Linked DNA regions of Homo sapiens: region 2 is linked to region 1. The links are chromatin contacts, found by Hi-C or POLR2A ChIA-PET in ENCODE. All regions are on one chromosome and are shown on one strand. The core of a region is the stretch at or near the end of the contact, and the rest is flanking DNA. Distances in the headings are between cores, read along the strand shown.

Evidence for each region. A loop is a pair of places that touch in the nucleus more often than their neighbours do. ChIA-PET counts read pairs that join two places held with the same protein, here RNA polymerase II (POLR2A). Pooled maps may share reads with other maps.
Region 2: a loop to region 1 is called in a pooled map, with 2.0 times the contacts of the local background. The contact joins two enhancer-like sites. A Hi-C loop is called at or near these places in 2 of 168 maps with a recorded cell type or tissue (CD4-positive, alpha-beta memory T cell and mammary epithelial cell) and 9 of 50 pooled maps. POLR2A ChIA-PET finds 5 or more read pairs at or near these places in 2 of 52 experiments (BJ and GM12878).

What each region holds. Positions count from the first base shown.
Region 1 is chr10:101,613,271-101,619,105 of GRCh38, forward strand. The region is part of intron 6 of FBXW4 (F-box and WD repeat domain containing 4); the gene reads right to left. Among named protein-coding and RNA genes, the nearest start is that of MIR3158-2, 15 kb to the left of the region's middle. RefSeq lists enhancers at 1-297, 298-831, 5,212-5,835. Within about 2 kb of position 3,746, at least 4 of the 41 ENCODE cell types and tissues checked have a DNase peak (open chromatin) inside an H3K27ac peak, as active enhancers do; they include GM12878, where a contact is called at or near this core.
Region 2 is chr10:101,828,960-101,835,120 of GRCh38, forward strand. KCNIP2 (potassium voltage-gated channel interacting protein 2) reads right to left here. Exons shown (of 10, transcript NM_173191.3): 2 at 2,113-2,208; 3 at 885-938; 4 at 116-240. Among named protein-coding and RNA genes, the nearest start is that of KCNIP2, 12 kb to the right of the region's middle. RefSeq lists silencers at 606-655, 776-875, 1,666-1,745 and an enhancer at 1,881-2,397. Within about 2 kb of position 1,657, at least 35 of the 41 ENCODE cell types and tissues checked have a DNase peak (open chromatin) inside an H3K27ac peak, as active enhancers do; they include GM12878, where a contact is called at or near this core.

The DNA.
Region 1 (5,835 bases), core at 2,496-4,995:
TATGTAGGGGGGCCTCCTGTCCCTAGCAACTACCCCTCAACATCAAGTGCACCCGCTAATCCCTGCAGCCAGGGGATGGGTGCAAGTATGGAGTTTCCACAGAATGACTGGGGGAAATGAAGGAAAAGGGGCGCCCTCCAGGCCTGATGCCTTAGCTTCCTTTACCCGTGAGACGCTGGGCTTTCCCCATGCCATGACAGGAGAAACAAGGCCGTGGACACTTCACAGGGATGTCCAGGTAAGAGGCCCTGGCATGGAGTGAGGGGACTTCATGGCTCACCAGCCCTTTTGGCCCAAGTAGCATGTCAGCAAAGGGCTTGAGGCAGACAAGGCAGCCAGCCACATGTCTGAATGCAGATGTCAGCTCTCGTCCTTCCACCTCACTGAGACCCTGACCCACAACCTCCCTTCTCCCCAACAGAGCTGCCATCTTCCCGAAGGCCGAAGGAATCAAAGGAGGAGACTGGGGGTTCCTTTCTGCCCCTTCCACCTTTCCCCTTTGAGCCCTGGGCAGTGGGCCCTGGCCAGGAGCACTGCTGCTGCCAGGGGGGAATTAATCCCCAAGGCAGCACCCCTGCTACCAGCCTCCTCAGGGAAGTTCTGGTCTTCCTCTCAGTAGCCCAGAGCTGGGCCTGCGGGGAGAAGATGGCAAGCCTCTGTCTGTTGGGGGGCTCCTGAGAGGGATCAGGCAGAAGGCCTTCTCCCCAGATCAGCATCCCTTAGAGACTGCTAACCTTGGCTCCCAGAGAAGCCCTGCCTTCCCAGATGGGCCACCAGCCAAGATTCAGCCACCCTGGGCAGGCCAGAGCCCTGTAGGGGAGTCATTCTCTCTCTTTCACAGGTATACTGGGTGCATGCTGGGTAGGGGCTGTTTGGCTCCACAGTTCTCCTCCCTCTTCCAGATTTGGGGGCCCTGCCCCCTCCATTAGTGAGGCCTTAAGGAATGATTGAGGAGCTCTCCCCTTTAATCTATAGAAGTAATTTCATGTTTGTTTGAAATAGAAGATGAAAGGCAGTGGGGGTTGGGAGGACTGAAGCCCAGCATGGCTCTACCTGCCCACCCTGGTCCCTGGGTTCAGAGGGAAGGAGAGCTGGGCACTCATGGGGCTGCACAGGGACAGCAGTATAAAAGGCCCACCCAGACTGGGCTGCCAAGCTGGGCCCCTACCCCAGCATTCATGCCACCACTGGAAAATGTCATGGCCGTAAGTATCTGCAGTCAGAAATACAGGACAGCCCAAGGGGTCCCTGCCCTCGGGGGGAGAGCCAAGGGCCCAGTGAGCACCAGGCCCTGGAGGCCAGCACAAGTCCTGAGAGCCCCTGCTCTGCCCGCACAGCCTGGCAGGGGCTGAGAAGTTTCTTTCTGCTGTGCTGTTCTCTGGTTCTCTAAAATGGCCACACACACTTTAAATGGGCCAATGAAAAGATACAATTTCTTTTGCCCCTGGGCCCAGGACCCTCAAGGCTCTGTTGTGTGGTGCCCGTGAGGTTAAGTTCAGAGCATAAACTGACACGCCAGGCTCTGGGAAAAGGCCCATCTCTTCTAATAGCAACCCAGCAGTGCCACAGGAGCCCTGCTGGGGCTTTGATTTGGGAAAACAAACAGAAATGGCACCGTGGGCCCTTCTCGGCCCCCACCCCAAGACCTATTTAACTAGAAAACTCTAGCTCAACTGCTCTGGTAGAGGGAGAGATTGGCCCGACAATAGCCCCAAACTTTGGGGGAAAAGGGGACAAAACAAGCTGTCTGTCTCCTCATCCCCTCCTCCTGGGCTCTTTTCTTACTGCAAGTGTGTTCTTATAAAAACGATTAGATTGCAATTTGTATAACGTGGTGACCCCCCAAATTCAGACATTTCACCCCTTTTCTCTGGAAAGAATGTTAAGAATGCTTCTCGGCCTCTCACTGTGGGGGGCGAGAGGGGGGTGCAGAGCCTTGGCTGTTGCACAGCTTGTGTGGGAACAGGGCTGCTGCTCAGAGCCCCAGGCCAAGACGGGAGCAAGGGCCAGCCTGTCACTATAGAGGGCCAGACAAAAAGTCCATTCCCTTCCAACTCCCGTGGACAAAGCCCAGGCCTCCAGGATCCACTAAGGGCTGGGGGCCTCCACACCCTAGCCTCCGCCGAGTCAAGTCCAGCAATTCTCTCTCCACCCAGGGAAACATAAAGACAGATGGGGCCATCTGTGTGAGCCTGATGAATGAGACACAGGCTGAGGAGGGGCAACCTGGGGGAGACCTGTTTCCTTGGCTCTGACCGTGTGCAGGCTGCTCCTGGGAACCCCACTACCTGGACAAGAAGAAGCAAGCAGAGTGCGGCCACACCCCTGAGAGGTCAGGGCCCCCTGGCCCAAACCATCCTGCTGCCCAGGTGACTCTACTGCAGCTGGAGGGAGAGAACTTCCTGCCAGTCAGAGAGGAGGGACATTTACATGAAATGCTGACACCCATCACCATCTTTGTGGGGGCAGCTAACTGATGGTAGGGGCTGGCCCTAAAAACCTGGATAGCCCGCCAGGGACAGGCCCTGAGTGCTAAGCTGGACTGGGCACAGGGGGCAGTCCCTGGCACCCTACCCCTGCCCACCAAGTCTGCAGAGCTAGGAAGCCTGGTGCCCTGCTGCACTTCTCCCAGCCTCCCCAACAGCCGCCTGTACTAGAGCACTCCTGAGTCACCACCTCCTCCACCTCCCAACCCACAGCTCAGCATGTCCGTGGCTCCCACACCATTTTTCAGTCATTTTTAACATACTGAATTCCTGATGCTGTTCTCTGGAGACCCTATGCTCCAGAGACCTATGCTCTGGAGACCCAGATGCTCATTCCTGCATCTGTTTGAGTCTGTGCCTACCTGTGCACCTGTCTGCCATGTGCTACCTTGAAATGCAACAATGGCTTTTGGAGAGAGAGAGAGGAGGGAAGGGTGACAAAAGAGTTGACCACCTTCCATCTCTGCTGCCTAGGGGACAGATGGCTTGAAGGTATAAGCTGGGCCCAACATGGCTGCAAAGAGAATGGGAGGTTTTTCCTCCCTTCTATCTCCTTCCTTCAGTCGAGCATCTTCTGTATACAAAGCATTGTGCTTAATGGAAACTACAGGGAGATGTAAGCTGTGACTTGATCAAGAAGACTTTGTCCCTGCCTTCAAGGAGTATTCAATCCAGGGAGAGAAAGAAGTCTGCAACATATATCCAACTAACAAATCAAAATGTGAGTTGGTAGGTACCACAGAGAACAACGGAAAGTTCTACAAGGGGGCAGCTAAGAAAAGCAAGCATTTCTGGCTGGGGGTGTTGACTGATTCTTCACTGACAGACAGGGCTGTCATAGGCAATGACAAGATAGGGAGATGGCCCAGGTGGCAGGAGCAGCAACAACAAAGGTGCAGCACTAGGGCAACCAGGCTGTTTTGGCGGCAGCTGGCAATCTGGTTTGGTTGGAGGCTTGGGAGTGTGCTGGCAGGGTCTGGCCTCCAGGCCACAGTGGGCCTTAGGGTGCACATCCCTCACCTGGCACAAACTCCGTGAGTGGCAGACAGCCATGAGGCTTTTGAACAAACAGTGATTGTCCTAGTCCAGGCCCCGATTGTAGATAAGGAAACCAAGAGTCACAGACAAAAAGTGACAATGTCGTATAGCAAGGAAAGGCAGAGCCTGAATCCATGATAAAGGCAGAGCTCCTGGAAATCCCGTCTGGTAGCAGCTTTCAGGATGACGGGAACAGAGGGAAGTAAGCTGAAGGGCCTGTTGTTCTCTTTGTGTCTGCTGGAGCCAGATGAGACGGCTGCTTAGGTTACCTGGTGGCAGAGTAGCCACCGCAGCAACAGCTCACATATCCTGAGTCCATACTGTGTACCAGGCAACGTGCTGAGTGTTTTACTCGTATCAGCCCATTTAATCCTCACAACAGGCTTTGGAGGTAAGTTTCTTAACCCCATTTTACAGATGAGAAAATGAAGGCGCAGGGGTCACGCACCTAGTAAATCTTAGATCTATATGCTTCAGGGTGGTGGCACTCCCCACCTTCACAGACAATGCAGCCACTCCATCACTGGCCCCTCAACATCCTCAGGACTTGCCCCAAGAGTTACCCAGGGTCACCTCCAGCCCTTTCCAGCTCTTTGCAGGCTTTTCCACCTCACAGATGCCCAGAGGCTTGCCCTCTGGTGGAGGTAGTGAGAGAATCAAGGGGACAGATAGGTTCTAAACATTAACAATGGAGGAGCTATGGAAGCTTCACTTGCCTCAGCCCCATCAGGTGAGAAGGAAGGGCCTTCTCAAGCATACAGCCTCTCACATGCATGTGTCTGTGTGCACACACCCCCAGCACCCACCCACGCACATGTGTTCAGACACAATGGCTCAAAGGCCAGGCAGCCCACTTTGTACTGCTAACAAGGGGGCCATAATTACAGGAAGGGGCAGCCGCGTAGATAAAAGGATACAAAATTTCAACATCTGTTGCCATAAAGGGATAAGGAGAAGTGAAACGCAAAGTATCAGTTTGGTGTCAGCAGGCAGAGAGCCAATTTCAAAGAGTTCAGGGGGACAGAGGAGACAAGAAAGAAAAAGTTAAGGGGGGAGAAAGAAAGAAAGAAATTACAGGGTTCCTTAAAGAGGTAAAGAAAAAAGAGAATGAAAAAAAGCTATCAGTAATGCTTTCAAAGGAGAAGGGAGGTACTTTAAAGAGGGGCAGTTCCCGTAATCACCCTGACTGTGGGCCAGGCCCCTGCACAAGGTGGGGGCAGAGGGCCAGGGCAGACAAAGCCACACCTGGGCAGGATGGGCACTAACAGTGCTCTCAGAGTGGCCCAGCCTGTGTGCAGGACACGGCTTCCTTCTCCAGACAGAAGGGGCTCCAGCCAAATGTCCCTTACCATTTATTCCAAATGTCATTAGATGCCCTGATACTCACTCATATCCTGTGCTCAGTTCAGGATACCAAGGTCAGTTCCCAGCTCAGAGGGAGAGTTCTACCAGGCCACAGCCATGGCTGACCAGGTGGCCCTTATCAGTGTTCCAACACTGTGTTCAGTGGAAAGGGCCACCAACTCCAGCCACAGGGGTCAGGATCAAGGAGAGCTTCGTGGTGGAGGTGCTGTTTATATTGAAGAGCGAGCAGGGTTTCATTAGGCACAGAGGGGGTATTCTGGGCATGGGGTTGGCTTGAGCACAGGCTCAGAGGAGAAAAATCTAGGGCATCTGTTAGGATGGGTGAGAAGCCTATTCTGCCCCTGCCTTTGTTGAGAAAAGGGGAACTTGGGAGCTTTGAGGTGGAAGTGGAGGTGTAACATGGGACCAGGGATGACCCTGGCCCAAAGGGGAAGGGGAATCAATGGGATGTGTGCAGGGCTTGCCACACACACAGGGCAGCACAGGACCTGGCCAAGGACTCAATACCCTAGGAGCAGCCAGGTCACCAACCACCTCCCCACCCCTTTCCCCACCCCACAATCCCAGTGGGGCTTAGGGCTGTGACTGTGGCTGGACCTACTATGACACCTTCAGGTCTGGGATTAAAGGGCTCTCCATCCTGAAGCCCACCTGCCCACAGGCTATCAGGGGCCCAGCTGTGCCCTGTGCTCAGGGCACCAGTGCTAGGTCCATCTCAAATGCCCCTTGGCAGAAAAAAAAAACCCACAGCAAGAGGAAGCCCATGGAGGAAGGGGGTATTTGTGATGTCAGGCCAGTCAGACCCACTTGGGCCTTCCAGCTGCCAGGAGCTGGGCCCCAGACAGTCAACACAAGGCACCTTCCCTGGGGCCTAGCCAAGGAAGGGTCCTGCTCAAACATAGAGAACACAAGATGAGCCTTGATTCCTCCAAACTCCAGGCTCGGG
Region 2 (6,161 bases), core at 407-2,906, 210 kb after region 1:
TTGCCTCCCTTCCGCCCACACCTCAAGCATCCAAGCCATGCTTTCTGGGAAGCTGTGGACCGGCTTGGGTCCTCCTGTCCCACCCTCGCTGAGTTTGGCCTCGCCTTGCACTCACGTTCTTGAAGCCCCGGTACAGGACCTGCAACTCCTTGCGCGTGAATTTGGTTTGCTCCTGCAGCTGCTCCAGACCCTCAGGCCGGTGACACACGGTGGACAATTCAAATTCATCGTCCACGCTGTCTGCGGGAGCGGTGAGGACAGCCGCGCCTCAGGCCCAGCCTCCGCGACCCCTCTTCAAATCACTGCCCCATTCACCCCCTCCCCGCCCCCCGGTCCCATCCGATGCCGGAGACCAGGCTGCCAGTTCCCTGGGCCCCGAGCCAAGGACACTGAGGTAAGGAGAAAAGATGATGGCCATCTTCGAGGTCTATCAGCGGGCCAAGGCCTGGCCTGGCCCCAGAGCCAGGGATCCGACTCAGTGCTCGCCCCGCGGCCCTCGATCCCTCGTTGGAGGGGAAGGCCCCCAGCCGCATCTTCGTTTTAGAAAGGGAGGAGTGGGAAAAGCCAGTTCAAGAGGGGGCGTCTGAGGGTCAGAGCTCCGGGCCTTCGGGGACCAACTCAGATCCGCCCAGCCCCAGCCTTGCCCCGCCCAAACCCTCCCCTCGTCCCACCCAGCCCCTCCCCTCGCCCCGCCCAGCCCCATCTATCCCAGCCATGCCTGAGCCATGCCCCGCCCAGCTCAGCCAACCTCCATCCAGACCCCACCCCCGGCCCCATCTCAATCCTGCCCCGCCCCCAACGTCCAGCCCCCAGGCAAGTGCCCCCCACCCCAAGATGGCAAAGCCGCCCTGCCCCGCCCCGCCCCCACCAGGAGCGTAAGTCACCTGGGTCCAGCAGGCGGGGTCTGTGGGGGCGGAGGGAGGCTGGGGCGGCTAATGCTGAAGGGAGCGAACTGTCACCGAGAAAGCGGAAGACCCGGCCAACTGCAGACACACACCTGGCCCCTCACACTCAGAGCAAACCTCACAACCCAGCCCGTGCAAAGGCACACCCAACCAGCACAGACACACACGAAACGGACCCCATGCACACAAGCTTGCGGGACTCACGCCTGTCCTTTTCCGAATCCACCCCCGTGTGGGACCCATCTAAGTCCAACACAACAGCATGCTCAAATAACTACAAAGCGGGCCTTTATGGTTTGCAAAATGCAGTATGATCCTATGAGGTGGGCAAGGCCCAACTGAGGAAATGGAGACCTAGAGACAAAGCGAGGTCACTCAACTGGAGATCACTCAGCAGGGGACCAGGCTGGCACAGAAAACCCAAATACCCTGGCGTCTGGAGGAGGGCAGGCGCCATCCTCTACACCTGTCACCATCCTGTCGGGGCATAGGCAACACACATCAGGGGTCCAAAACACGGTGGGGAAGGGGGCGGCCGCACGGAGTTGAAGACACTAACCCAGCTAAGCCACATACAGACCCTCACGGCCGCCTGGTCTACACAGGCCGCCACAGCTACACAGGCTCAGGCCTCAGCCTGGTCACAATGGTCACACCCACACTCTCGGGTCCCACAGTTTTGCGGGAGCGGTGACACACACCCGCTCCCAACTGACCACGCCCACACACGCTGGCTTCAGCCGCACACGCACACAGTAGCCACGCCCCCTTATGCTCCAGCCTTGCCAGCACCCGCCCTCGCCACGCTGGTCACGCCCACACACACACACACACACACACACACACGCACGCAGGCCTGGGGCACGCCCCTCCCCCACACGCAGGCGTGCGGCACGCCTCCCCATACACACACACACGCGCGCGGGCCTGGGGCACGCCCTCCACACACATGCAGGGGTAGGGCACGCCCCCCCACACACACACGCCGGCCTGGGGCACGCTCGCGCGCACATGCACACACATACACACGCACAGGCCTGGGGCAGGCCCCACCCCCACACACGCAGGCCTGGGGCACGCCCCCCCACACATGCAGGCCTGGAGCATGCGCACACTCGCAGGCCTGGGGCACACGCGCACACACTCATGCACAGACACGCACGCACACATCGAGCCCCGCCCCCGGAAGCACATGAGAGGCACTTGCTTTCACTGACTGAGGGCAGGGCTTGGGGCCCGCAGCACGGCAGCAGCTTGAGGAATCGCTGCTTCAGCGCTTTTTTAGTGGGCCCTGGAGGGTGGCCTGGGAAGAGAGAAGACCCCAGGAAGGCACATTAACTCCCATTGTCCCTCTGTTCCCTGTCCCCTCCCCGCCAGTCACAAATCAACCCCATCTGGGGACCGGGCTGGGGGAGGAATTAAGGGGAGGAAAGGAATGGCAAGGGTGGTTGGAATCGGGTTAGGGGAGCCCAGTGAGTCCATAGAGGTGAGGCTCAGGCACTTGGTTTAATGGGACGTGGCCGGTGACAGCGAGGCGGCAAGGATGAGGTGGCAGTGGCCTCAGTGTCTTTGCTGACCTAGTACCCTTGGCTCAAGTGCCATGGCTGGACCTCTCAGGATGATGTCCAACCCAAGGATTGCCTGGGTAAGAACACCTCTCTCATACACACACCTACAGTGACAGGCGTGTATAGTGACATGTAGAACAATACATCACAGTGATGGGTGCCAGTGACAGCTTGATATCCAGTAACTCACACCTGATGGCGTAATATGCATGCTCACACACACACACACAATGACCTGCTAACTCCTTAACACAAACATATACAAATGTGACCTAAGTAAAACAGGATGCATACACATGGAGACCCATATAGGCCATCTCACACACAGCATGATCAAACCACACAAGAACACACAATGCCTCTGGGACATCATGACATGTGAGTCTACAAAGAACACTATGACATTGTGACCTTATAACATTATGAGACATATCAAGGTTGTCATGACACATATCCATATCATACTGTGACCTGGGTCCCCATGGCACCCAGATATCTAAGGCTGTACCTCAATACCTCACCCACAGAGGCTTCATTTTTCCTGGGTACACCCACTTTTCTTTCCTGTAACCCCTCCTCATTCCAAGGTGCCCAGAATCTTTCTGCCAAAGGGCAGGGTTCCTCATCAGCTAACTCATCTACCCTAAACTGTGGCCCCTTCACAGTCTCTTCCAGTATGGCTTGCTCTTTGAGGGTGAAATAATAGTAAACTTTGTGGCAATAAGAGATCTTGGAGGCGAGTATTCTGGTGTATTGTGGGGCTATCCATGGCCCACTGATCATGGCTCCCCTTCCCCTCTTCTCCCTTATTTCTGCACATGCTCTACAGCTCTAATTGCACCCCCAGAGGACCCTCAGTGTTACTGTGTGTGTGTGTGTGTGTGTGTGTGTGTGTGTGTGTGTGTGTGTCTGTGTCTCCCAGCTGCACTGCATCCAGATTCCTGGATCAGATCCCACTGGATCTGACACAGTGACTAAAGTTGGCCTCAGTCCATTCCTGGAGGGGTCCAACTTCCTTTAGTTAAAGGTTACTCCCCCTCCATATACCCCACCCTCCCAATCCAGGCTTCACCCTCCAGATCAGGCCCTGTTCTCAGGAGGTGACTGGGTGAGTAACCACCTCCTCTCCTTCAACACATCCTTACCTCCCTCCCACCCCAGGAGCCATGGAGAGGTGGGAGGGAGGCAGTGGGCCAGGCAGGGGGATCGATGGCATTCCTGGCCTCTGGCCCAGGGCTCCATTAGCCTGGACTCTAGTTTCCCAAAGCTGGATTGCGCCTGGGGCCTCCAATGGTGTAGTTGCCCGACTCGGGGGTGGCTCTCCTGCCCCCCACCCCAGCCCCCTACCTGCTTCTAAGCCTCTGTCTCCTCTAAAGGTGAGAACAGAATGGCTGCCTTCAGCCCAAGACTCCTGGGATTTCCAGATGCCCTCTCTTCCCCCTTTCCCATCTAAAAGGAATGGCAAGTTAGAGCTCAATCAACTTCACCTTTTCCAGATTGAATGAGAACAAGCTCAGCCCAGCTGTCCCAGTTTATCTAGGTCCAACTCCCTGTTCCCCACTCCACCCCAATAAATGCAGCAGAGGATGGAGGGTGAGCTAGGAGTTTTCTGCTCTTACTGAACCCTAGAGCAGGCAATTCATGCACCTTCCTCTTGTTCCCAGTTTCCTTCATATTTTTCCAGTTCTTCCAGGTATCTACCCTGCAGTCCTCCATCATGGTTCTAGTCTGTCTTCCTGTCCCTGGTGGTACTGGGGAACAGCCATGCTACGGAGTTACACAGTTCTAGCCGTGAAGAGGAGGGAGAGGTCAAAACTCCCAAGGGGGAGGCAGAAGTGCTCCCCACTCCACCCCAATATTACTCTCCCTACTGACTTTGGGGTGGGCTGGGGAGGGGAGTTGATTTTCCACTCCCAATGTCTAGGCCCTGGAGATCACTCTGCACTTGGATCCTGATAGGAGCTTGGAGAGGCAAGGGGACTTGGGAAGCAGGGTCCCTGATCTGATCCACTCCTCATCCCCAATCATAGCTGGGCTATAAATGTCTCCTTCACAATGTTCACACTCTTCCCTCCAGAACCCACCTCCTCCCAAGCCTTGGGTATGGAGCTGGTATATCCTCAGGAAATTCTGGAAACAGCCACATGCACAACCTGATACCCAGAGGCTCAGCCACATACTGTGCCACTCAGGCCTGGCCACATCCACCTTCTCACAAAGCCACATGCCCTGTCACTCTCACACATACAGTCATATCCCTGTCCCATACACAGGCTCACAGTTACACACTTTGTACTCTCTCACATACAGGAACACAAAGTCACACCCTGTGTCTCTCACACACTATGCCCACACACCCCATAAGCTACACTGCACAGATGGAGGTGTGGAGAGGATGCACAGGCACCGTGGTGGGCCCCTGACTCCAAAAAGGACCCCCCAGAAATCCGTTGTTATCTCAGGATCCCTAGAACCTCCCTCCTCTACTCTAGACACTCCTTCCCTATCTCCAGACCCCTCCTGGTATCGCCCAGAATCCCCTCACCTCCTCATCTCCACACCCCAGTCCTCCCACACTGCACCCCTCATCACCTCCTGACACCTTGGTCCCCCAGATTCCCTCCTCCCTCCATATCTACTCCTTGAGGCCTCCTCTTCACCCCTCCCAGATGTTGTATCCCCCAAGCACCCCTACTCACCTCCCAGATCCCTGTGCCATCACTCACCTGCTCATCCCTGCCCCAGTCATGAAGACAGACAAACACCCTCCCTAGTGCTGTGGGGCAGCTGCCCCACCAGCCAGCAGCTCAGACATGCCAGGACACCTGGATTACCTTCCAAGGAGACAGGCTCAAAGAGGCCAAACTGCTCCAGGACCTTGACAAACAGAGCGAGGACCACGAGCACAGCAACCATCTCCAGCCCTTCCAGGTTCATGGTGGGCCTGGGGCATGGCCCCTACAGGGCCCAGGTTCAGATACGCCGGTTCACCGCCTCACACCACCTCCCCCTCAGACTCCCCAGCCTGAGTAGGACTGCCTGCAGCCTCCCTCCCACTCTCCCTCCCAGGATCTCCTTCCTCTCCCCCATCACCCCGCCTCTGCCCCACAAGCCTCCCAACCACAGCCGCCGCCTCTTCCTCTTCGCAGGGCCACCTCAGCCTTTGGACTGGCACCTCCTTGGGAACTTTTGGCCAAGATATGGGCCAGAGGGAGGGAGCAGTGACCCGCCTCTGTCCCTGAGAAGTGCTTCCCCTAGACATCCTGTGGCTACTCTGTGCCAAAGGGAAGGGGCAGAGGGAGGAGCTGAGCTTAGGGAGAAGGCAGGGAAGGGCAGGGTGTATGTGCATGAGAAACCACCATCTGCACATGTATAAGTAATCAGATGCATGGGTCAGAATATGTTGTGGTGGCCAGGTGTTTTCCTGTGTGTATATTCCTGTGTTTGTCAGTATGGCAGTGCATATGTCTCCTCTTATGTGTGTCTTTGTGTGCTTACACGTGACTGTGCACCTGTCACAGAGGTGTGTGTTTGGCGTATGGTTATGCATTTTGACTCTTGCGTATATGGGTATGTGAGCTGGGTGTCTATGGTCTGCATGTGTAGGAGTGTGTTGAAGTATTTGTGAGTGTGCATGGGGAGTGAGGTTCCTGTGTTTTAGTAGGGTTGTAGGATGTGGGTCTGAAGT